Regions from separate parts of the Homo sapiens genome. Here regions 1 and 3 are each linked to region 2. A link is a contact called in ENCODE Hi-C or POLR2A ChIA-PET data. All regions are on one chromosome and are shown on one strand. Each heading gives the region's core, a stretch centred on a gene start or an enhancer-like site at or near the end of the contact. The rest is flanking DNA. Distances are from core to core; before and after follow the strand shown.

Region 1 (3,500 bases), core at 89-2,588, 510 kb after region 2:
ATGAATCTTTTAAAATGCATTCTCTTTTAAACTGCATTATTTAAATAGATTATATAAGATTACATTCGTGTAATTGTCTTTGAAGACAGTAGGTATCCATCTATTTCCCTATACCCAATCCACCAAAAGTGATAAAATCATAACTAAAATTAAAATATTCCAGAATAAATTTTAAGCCTTTCTCATAGCTAACAATTTTAAATATTGAAAGATATAACTTAACCTGTACCATTCATCTTATACCTTAAATGCATCCTACTTCACTTTTTCCTTTAATGGAGATTTTATTTTAAAAATATAATGTTCATATATAATCTCCACAGAAGAATTCAGTATAGCTGAAGAAATAAGCAGTATGCTTTTTCAGAAAAACACTGCTCATTGAAAAAATCTAGTGAACATTTTTCATGTTTTAGGAAAACCCTCAAATCTCTTATCCTAGCTTCTCAACTGAATTGGGAATGATTTTGGGGGGATTAAAAACTTTCTCAGGACATTTCTAGCATCCAATAATGTTACAAAGCTCTCCAGAAAGCAAAGACATGAAGGCAAAATGTCACATACCTGGTGACTGGGAATCACAACTGAGTCATCCATCACGGCACTGTCCCTCAGGTAGGAGGCATGGCTCAGAGTGTGAGACCTGTCGGAACTGAAGGATCGAAGGCTGGTAGGTTGGCAGGAGGCCATGGCATATACCAACAGCAGTAGCAGGGTTGGGATGACAAAATGATGAGCCGAGCAGGAGAGTGAAAAAAGCGTGCTATTAGCTAACAGCACAACTTCCAGGGGGACACAAGTCTCTGTTGTCCTACCTTTTTGTCCAACAGCTGAACTAACACATCCTTTGACAGGTTCCTACCGCTCAATGGCAAGAGCACAAGGGAATCCAGAAGTTAAAATTTGATACTCCTAATCTGATTCATTTTCTTCCCAGAAATGTTTGAAACCAGCAACTGTAGTTTATTACTGCCAGTACCAGAAATTCACTCAGGAAATAATTCCAGGATAGATTGCTTAAATCTGTGTTAAATGTTAATCTCTCTGCAACTAAGAAAAATATAAGGAGGAAAGTAGATGGCCCTCAGAGAGAAGAACAAAATGAAAGCCCAGTTTCATTTTCGCTTATTATTTTCCATTCTCTCTCTATGCCTCTTTCTCCTCCTCTCTAAACTGTGAATGACTGAATGTTGGTGCATTCCCCTGGAAGGTACAGAGTGAAATGAACTGTGGCCAGATGCATGCTTCCTGCGGAAGTGGAGTTCCTCTTGTTTGTCTCTAGTGACTCCAACAATGCTATTATTTCAAACGAGAGCACTGTCCCCTTTGCATGTCCTGTGTGTGGTGACTGAAGCACCAGAGTGTTGGTTGCCGTGGTGATGAGATGCATGAGCACAAGAAACTGTATCTAAGCTCCAGCCCAGAACACAGACACACCTGCCAGCACAAAGACAAATTGCCAATGGCCACTGACCAAAAATGAGGTTTGGCTTCAAAATGGGATTTAGGCCTTGATAAACCATGCATTACATTTTTGAAAAATCTGAACTTCAAAGTTCTAAATTACACACTCATATGTAATAGGTAAAACTTGACATTTGCATAGATGCAATCTCATTCCTTTTAAATCAATTTGTAAAATCAAATGACAGATTGGTATCTTAAATAAGCTATATTTTATACACTGTAGCTCAAGTATTAAAGATCTGTGTTCAAAATATTAGCCCAAAGCCCATAAGGGAAAAAAAGGAGATACGCAAGCTTTCACAATATTTATAGAAGCAAACTTTCATTTACTTTTAGCTAGTAGGTGTTTGGCCAGTGAAGCACTGTAGAATTATGGACTAAATGTTAAATTAGCATATTTATTAGTAGAAACTATCTTCATTTTGCAAGTATATTTAATTTTGTAAGCCATGTACTATCATATCTATGAGGTGTCAACATAGCCCGCATCAATTGTCTTTGAGGAAATCATCACTTTGTAGGTAATTCATAGTAATCCAGGACCTTCTCCTTCTTATTTTACATGTAGGTATATTCCAAAAAAAGTCTTAAAGGGTAAATGACATGAATAAAAAGAGTTGATTGTCTGATCCTTGCGTTAACACATACATAAATCTGTGTTTACAATAAAACAAAATCTAAATATAACCTGAGAATTAACTATTTTATGTTATGTAGGCTCTTGGAGAAGATTGAGGCTCTTGACAGAGCCTTAGTAATTTCATCAACAAGAGTTTTAGCTCCAGCAATTGGAGGCTACTTATATTACAGATGGTTTTACATTTAGCTTTTGATAGGGGATTAGATTATTGGGAAAAGGGTTAATCTCAGCAAAAGCTTGTCTCAGCTGGTGGAATGGATAATTTGTTTTCCTGCTGTAAATCACAAAGATAGCTAAGATCCACTTGGATGTGTTTTGTACCAGGTGGCACGAGATCAGCAATTCTTTTTTTTTTTTTTTTTTTTTTTTTGAGACGGAGTCTCGCTCTGTCACCCAGGCTGGAGTGCAGTGGCGCGATCGTGGCTCAGTGCAAGCTCCGCCTCCCAGGTTCACCATTCTCCTGCCTCAGCCTCCCGAGTAGCTGGGACTACAGGCGCCTGCCACCACGCCTGGCTAATTTTTTTGTATTTTTAGTAGAGACAGGGTTTCACCGTGTTAGCCAGGATGGTCTCGATCTCCTGACCTCGTGATCCGCCCACCTTGGCCTCCCAAAGTGCTGGGATTACAGGCGTGAGCCACTATGCCCGGGCTAGATCAGCAACTCTTAAATTCTATTCACCTTTATTTTGTTTTGAATTTGGCTAAGGAAGGGAAAATAGTAGAGGAGCCAACCTCTTCTGTTTCTAATACAGCTGTTCTATGGGCTCAACCGTCTTCTGGAATAGCAGAAACACCGGTCTCAAAGGGAAAATGAAAATTTAGCTTGAATGAGAACAAACTGAATGGTAAATAATGGTACCTCAAATAAAACCTTGTGACGTGGCTGCCAGATTGCAAAGGTCTAAACTTTGAAAGAATCAATCAGGTCTCAATTGCCACTCTCAAGGAGTGACTATGGCTAAGTAGACAAGTCTGTCTATTTCAGGAATGTGGTATTAAAGAGCCCATTGGGCTATGAAAGTAAAGTCGCACTTTGCAATCGGTATATCAGTCATACAAGTGAAATTTTGATATCCATTTAGTTGATACCTGAGTCTATCTCTCAATTGGTTTTGTACTGAGAGGAATAGAGAGGTGTTGGTGTTTTTTGTCTTTCCTAAAACCCCAACAGGAAAGAAATACAGAGGGATAAGAAAAGAAAGAAGGAGACAAAGTGATATATAATCACAAAAAATTGATTAGAGTAGAGAGAGAAAGATATTAGGATATGTACACAGAGAGTGAGAAAAGTTGGACAGAGAGAGGGAGCAACAATGAATAAGTCAAAACCATATATAGGAGTGTCTCTACCTTTCTATGGGTTGTATTCTAGCCTCCTCTACTTACTTACTGC
Region 2 (3,319 bases), core at 722-3,221:
TCTTGACCATAATCTCTAGATACTGCTCCACAGCTCATTTTTGGAACATCTCAGTGATTTTTTTTACAGCCCGTTTGAATATTCAAAGTAATAGAGCAACAACAAAAAATTTCTAAGAAGTTGATTCCATTCCAATTTTTGTTATTTGAAGCACTTAATCAAATGATTATGTGAAAATTGCTACTTTGAATGAGACTAATTTTAAAAGGAGTCATTCAGTATATGAACTCCTTATGTTGCACCCAGGCATACCTCCTTTGACCTTGAAGTCTGACTAACCAGACGATTTTTTTCTTCTCTATTTAACAAGGATTTCTGAGAACCAGTATACTTTTTTTGGAAGGGAGAGAAAAGGACTTAAAAGCAATTATTTTCCCTCATGATGTAGCTGTCAGTACCAACCATGCAGAACAGGTATCTTTCCGTAATCTTCTCTTTAATAAAAGGTTTTTGTTTTGGCATTGCTTTGTTTATTTGTTTTGTTTTTCCTGCTCAGGTTTGAGATGGAGGAACAAATAAAGGAGAATATTGTGCTTTCCCTCCTCCATCACAATCCTTCTTACCACCTTTGCCTCAAACCCTTTCTATATTCAATCCTCCTAAAGCAACACTGTAATTTGAGAAAGAGAGAGAAAGAACTAGGAAAGAGAAGACAGAAAGTCTTATTAGGAGAGAGAGTGACTGGGATCTCCTGAGAGTTTGCACAGGCTCAGCAGGGAGGGGACAGACCTTGTCTAAGACTTTTAAAATAATTTATCCTTTATAAAAAATATAAAATCCTTTAATGCTGGACTAAAAGTAAGCCTCTTTCTCACAACACCTTTTCTGAAAGAGAGAAGATGTGAAACTTGTCTTCAAATAATTAAAGGGCCATAAGATTCAGAAACATCAGGCCTGCTATTTTTAAGAGACACATATATAACAAGTAACAGAAAGGATAGAGGAAAATGCTTATGAACTGGAAATGGATGGAAATGTAACACAAGCTACTTTTACATTTACAAGTTACATTCCCCTCTGCTGTCCTTCATCTCATTTTCCCACTGGCTTTTCTAACTCATGCCATGGTAAAAAACATGTGTCACATATCAACCTATTCACAAAATAATCTCTCTGCTCTTTAGTTCTAACCACAGTTTCCCTGAAGCCTCTGCAGTGGAGGCTGCTGATTCTTTCAAGTTTCATGAGCCCTGGTTTAAGTTCTCGTTTTCTGTGGCAAATGCTGTTTCCTGCCTTATTCCACCAGTCAAATATAAAAATCTGCTCTTCTTAGATTCAGACTAGACAGCTATGTCAACTTTTGTACTCTGTTATTTTTTAGTGATTGCCCTGCATTTACTAAATGCCCTGCATTACTAAATAGAATGAAACTGGTTCATTCTATTAAGTTGGAAAACTTCAGAGTCATACTATATTGAGAGTTTTTCTCTTATCAGTTGAGGTGTACAGCTTCTAAGGTGAACTCATGATCCCCATTTTCTGGCATTCACATCTTTGTGTAATCCACCCCCCGCCCCAACTTTAATCACAGGGCGAGCCTGTAACTTACTTCTAACCAACAGATTATGGCAAAGATGATGGGATGGCACCCTAGCATATGTCTCCTTGCTGGTTTGATGAAGTAAGAAACCATGTTGGGAAAGCTCATATGGCAAAGAACTTCAGGTGACCTCTGGGAACTGCGAATAGCTTCTAAATGATGAGAATTGACTGTAGGAGCTCAAGGCAGTTTCAGCTCACAACCAACAAGAGGCCAGAGCCCTCAATCCTACAACTGCAAGGAAATTCTTCCAGTAATCCGAGTGAGCTTGGAAATAGATTCCTCAACAGTCAAATCTCAAATGAGAACACACTCCAGCCAACACATTAATTGCAGCACTGTAAGACCCTAAGAAGAGAATCCAGCTAGGCAGTAACTGGACTCATGACTCACAGAAACTGTGAGATAATTAATATCGTCTTAAGCCACTGAATTTGTGATTTGTAACACAGCAATAGATCACTAATGCAATAATTTCCCTTTGCATTTCTTTCACAACTACCCACTCTTACAGCTTTACCCTCCATCTTGTCATGCCCTGCAAACTAAAATGTCTGAAAATTTTAGCTAACATTCTCTATAAACATATTTCCTATTTATTCTTTGACTTCCAAGTTGAAGACTTCCAGTAACTTGGTCTTCCTCAGATATCAATCCCTCTTTTAAAAATAAACAAACAAACAAACAAAAACTTTCACAAGTTTCTGTCTTCATTCTCCATGCATCTTGGACCTGGCTGATCATCTGAATTTTCATTTGATTTGTACCATTGCTTCTCTTATACAATTATCCTTTCCTGTCCTTTCCAAACCAAATCACAAAAATGATAATAGTTGCATTATCAACACCGATCTCTGCATACATGAGCACTATTCAAGGAAGCCACACATTCATATTGACACCTTTACAACTTTAGTATGCAAGAAATTGCTTCTTAATCCCAAACTCTAATTCTGAAATCTTAGCCCCAGACACTTACAACATCCTTAATAGTTTTACTTTAATTGCTCATCTTGCTCTTTGTAAAACAAATGTATTTTTGTAAGAAATATGTAGATTATCCTGATTGCTTCAAATATAGTTTTCTGAGGGATGTTTAAAAAGATATGAATATGCTATTTTGAATTACCCTATTTGGACCTTGTTTTCACTAGTAACCCTGTTTATATTTGATATACAAATTAGCATTCATAGTCTTTATAAAGCCTCATTCGCGATATATTTAAATGCCCTGGAGTTCTTGTTTCTATGATACTTTCACCTTTAACAATGTTTTCCATAAGTTATTCATAAGTATTATTACTCAAAAGAAGATGTTGAATTTAAGACAACAAGTTTGATGCAAAAATGTGAAGACCTATTAGAAGAAGATATTATATATTCAACTTACTATATGTTGTACTATCCAGTTTATTTTTTCCCAAAGAGTATTGTTCAACCAATGTGGAGAAGGATTGATGTGAAAAGGGCAACGATTACTGAAAAGTACTATTTGTTTTGAGTTAGAGAAAAGGCATTAGGTAATAAAAAATCTTTTGAAACTGAATAAAATACTTTTAAGAAAGATATCCTCATAAGATACTTGAAAAGAAGAAGTGATTAGTCATGGTTTTTCAGAGGCATTCAGTGAGTGCGGTCAGTGGGTGAGGAAATTGAACTCTCAGTCTGACTTCTGGACCACTCTTTGACATTTGGCCTATCCTTGCTTAGCTGTACTTTACCCTAAAGAAATAATAATTATATGTGCCCCCACAATATTTTCCAAAATGCTTAACATCC
Region 3 (3,385 bases), core at 300-2,799, 470 kb after region 2:
TGTTTCATCAGTTTTTGTGACCTCTGTTTTTTGAATAGAAGATGTGGCAGATATGTCTTCATCTAATTCTTTTCCTTCAGATACCAAACAATGAGGCAAAGAGGATGAAGATGAAAAGCTTTCACTGGGGCAATCTGCTTGTGGAGATTCTGCTCTAGAAACATCAAGCTCTTCTCCCTCTGTGTCTTTTTCATGAGTGCCTTGGAGAGCTAATGATTCTTTATAGATGACTGGCTGTTCATCAACATCATCACCAGTCGGACTCTGTAGACCTGAAGAGACAGGAGCAGCTGAGCTGCTAGGACTCATGGCCTCACATCCATGGCCATCACAGATTTTTGGCTGATCAGTGTCTCTGTTTAGCTTATCATAAGACCTGTCTTCAGCCTCAGTGGAAACAGCATGACGGTCTTCAGCTAAATGGGATTCAGAATCTTTTTCTTCTTCTGATTTGCCTGGCTCTTCCTGAGTATCTTCATTCATCTTGAAAGTATATTGTTTGGAAACGACAGGCTGGAATTGTACTTCTTCTGGACTGGAATTGGAGTCCATGCTTGATGGAAGTGGAGAAGGAGGTTGTACTCGAATCACTGGTTCTGGTAAAAGGCCTGAGTCAGCACCTTTTTTAAGCTGTGCCAACTCAGGTTCACTTTCTGAGGAGGAAGACACCTTCCTGCTCTCCGAAGTTACTAACACAGGGACACCACTTTCATCCTCCCCACTGCCTGTATGTTTTGGTTCATCCACATCTACTGAACAGTCAGCATCTGGGTCAGAAGATGAAGAAGATTCTTCTTGTTTGGGTTCTTTTTTGTAGTCCCTTTTCTGCTTTGCTTCTTGTTCAAGTTCATCAAACATTTTGATTTTGGTTACCATTTTAAACATCTCCTCTTCAGGTGTGAACCTCTTTTTCTCCCCGTTTTCTGAATCATCCTCCTCTGCACATTCATGAATCACAGCTGGTTTTGGTGTACTTACATCTGTGGTTTTGGGTGTAACCTCATAGCTGACTTCTTCAGAGCTGGGGGTGTCAGGAGAAAGGGGGCTCTTCCCTGAGCTCTCCATGAGCGATGTCTGCTCAAGACTGTCATCCTCAGCACTGCCATCAGGGTCTCGGAGTAGCCGGGACCGCACAGAGGCCACTTCCGTCAAGAGTTCTGTTTTGGCAACAGCTGCAGGAAGAGGAAAGTGACTTGGAAAAATTCCAGCCTTCATCTTTGGTTCAACAGGGCTGCTTTCCAGAGAGTCACGGCAAGGGGATTCTTTCAGAGGACTTGGCTCCAGAGAATCAGGGGTTTTGTGTGAAGAGTTATCTTCTAGCACAGGGCTGGCTTCCAGAGAGTCTTTGTGGCTCACTGCTAATGAGTCATCAGCCACAGCGCTGAGGACTTCGCTATCTCGGCTAGGGAGTGCAAGTTCTAACCCTTGGGGACTTCTAATGACTCCCTGAGGTTTTGATTCAGTTCCTGTATCTGTCTTTACAGAAGCCTCAGGCAGCGGCAAGGCCTTTGTCTCGTCTGAGGTGGCTGTGGATTCTTGAACCTCACTATCAGTTTGTGTCTTGTGGGCTGAACTACCAAAGGTACGTTGACCTTCATCACAGGCTGCCTCCTCAGTCAGTCCTGTAGGTGTCTCTTTAGCTAATGCTACACTACAGCTGCCTGTGCAATCATCTTGTCTTTTAGGGCTTGTGTCTTTGGGAGAGCCTAGAGTGGCCTCTTTCTGAAAACTCTCAGTAGAGGTCTCTGAGTCCTCAGTGACTGTGGCACCTCGCTCTTCAGAGCCACCAGTAATGTCTTTGGTCGTGGGATGCTCTTTTTCTGAACGAATTTCTGTGGTGGTTTCTGTCTTGGTGCTTTCCTTTGTTTCCCCAGTTTGCTCCTCACTTTTCTTTGGTGAGAAAGAAAGGCTTTCTGGGCTCGTCTCAGGGGTCTCTGCTAGGCCTTCATGCTTATAGCTTTCTTCTGAACTAATCTGAGGGGTCCCCTCCATCAGGCTGCCACACGGAGAGCCGGCTACCCCCTCATTCTTTAGGCTTTCAGAACTGCCATCTAAAGCACCGCTTTGTAAAGACAGAGCTGGAAGGAACTCATCTTTCATGTAGTCGAGTGGAAATGTTGTGTTGAAAGGACTAGTGAGTACTTGGTCTAAGTGAAGCTGTGCCTTTTCTGTCTCCTCACTCAGGCGGAATTGTTGGTATTTGTCATTGTCTTCCAACTCTTGCTTAATGACCTCAGAGAAGTCAGTGGAGGTTTTCCTATCTGGGCTGATCTGTAGATCCATGTCTCCCTGCTCATCAGCCATCTTTTCTTTGGGCACTTCGCTCTCTCTGTGGCTTTCTTCTTCAGGCACTGACTGAACAGGTTCAGGTATTTTGTGGCTGAGAACTTTCTCCTTTCCTCCAGCTGCATCTTCTTTCTTAACTCCTATGGAGGAAACACGAACTCCTCTTTTGGATTCTGCTGTGCCCGTTACCGGGAGTCTCTGGCCTCGTTTGATTGTCTGATTCTCTGTTTTCTGAGCTTCTCTCTGGGTTAGTATCGGCCCCTTTTCTTTTTCTACCCGAACTTTACCTTTCTCTTGTGGCTGCTTTTGTTTTGCTGATTTGTGCTCAAAGAGTCCAGTTTTATGTTTAGAAGGGTCCTGACCTGACTGGAAAGCCTTCATCAGCTCCCGAACAGACATGGTTTCCTCAATCCTCTCTGTTTTTGAAGTGGGGGATACAGGTGGTTGCTTTTCTGTTTTGCCAGAAGGTGACACAGGCAGGTGCTTCTCAGTTTTCCCAGCTGTTGATACAGGTTGGTGCTTGTCCGTTCTTCCGGAGGGTGAAACAGGCAAGCGTTTTTCTGTTCTCCCAGGCGATACTGGCGGGTGTTTTTCTGTCCTCCCGGAGGGCGATACAGGTGGACGTTTGTCTGTTTTGCCTGAAGGCGAAACAGGTGGGTGTCTTTCTGTTTTTGTAGATGACACAGGAGAGTGCCTTTCAGTTTTTGTCGAGGGTGATACAGGTGAGTGTTTCTCAGTTTTACTCGATGATGACGCAGGTGAATGTCTTTCCGTTTTTGCAGAGGGTGACACAGGTGAGTGTTTCTCAGTTTTACTTGATGGTGATACTGGAGGGTGCCTTTCAGTTTTTGCGGAAGAGGAAAGAGTAGAGTGTCTTTCTGTTTTAGGGGAGGGAGACCCTGGCGCATGTCTCTCTGACTTCAGAGAGGGTGACGCAGCTGGATGTGGCCTGTGGGTGGTCTTTTTTGGCACGTCCTCCTTGCCTTTGACTCTGATGGGCAACTTGCTTCGACCTTTCTGTTCATCTTCCACTCGCTTCTGAAGGGCCTTTACTTTGTCCTTTATGGAACCAATGGGAGTTTCTTCTATCAAAGGAGAT

What was found. A loop is a pair of places that touch in the nucleus more often than their neighbours do. ChIA-PET counts read pairs that join two places held with the same protein, here RNA polymerase II (POLR2A). Pooled maps may share reads with other maps.
Region 1: a loop to region 2 is called in a map with no recorded cell type, with 6 times the contacts of the local background. The contact joins two enhancer-like sites. A Hi-C loop is called at or near these places in 2 of 37 single-sample maps with no recorded cell type and 4 of 50 pooled maps.
Region 3: a map with no recorded cell type shows a loop between it and region 2 (10-fold over the local background). The contact joins two enhancer-like sites. A Hi-C loop is called at or near these places in 5 of 37 single-sample maps with no recorded cell type and 9 of 50 pooled maps. POLR2A ChIA-PET finds 5 or more read pairs at or near these places in 3 of 52 experiments (AG04449, CD4-positive, alpha-beta T cell and OCI-LY7).

Annotation. Positions count from the first base shown.
Region 1 is chr4:113,314,874-113,318,373 of GRCh38, reverse strand. It overlaps ANK2 (ankyrin 2), which reads right to left. Exons shown (of 46, transcript NM_001148.6): 25 at 565-667. Among named protein-coding and RNA genes, the nearest start is that of MIR8082, 160 kb to the right of the region's middle. RefSeq lists an enhancer at 1,128-1,207. Within about 2 kb of position 1,338, at least 2 of the 41 ENCODE cell types and tissues checked have a DNase peak (open chromatin) inside an H3K27ac peak, as active enhancers do.
Region 2 is chr4:113,823,268-113,826,586 of GRCh38, reverse strand. No RefSeq gene overlaps it. Among named protein-coding and RNA genes, the nearest start is that of CAMK2D, 63 kb to the right of the region's middle. Within about 2 kb of position 1,971, at least 2 of the 41 ENCODE cell types and tissues checked have a DNase peak (open chromatin) inside an H3K27ac peak, as active enhancers do.
Region 3 is chr4:113,353,880-113,357,264 of GRCh38, reverse strand. ANK2 (ankyrin 2) reads right to left here. Exons shown (of 46, transcript NM_001148.6): 38 at 1-3,385. Among named protein-coding and RNA genes, the nearest start is that of MIR8082, 200 kb to the right of the region's middle. RefSeq lists enhancers at 1,095-1,314, 662-1,861, 2,291-3,385. Within about 2 kb of position 1,549, at least 12 of the 41 ENCODE cell types and tissues checked have a DNase peak (open chromatin) inside an H3K27ac peak, as active enhancers do.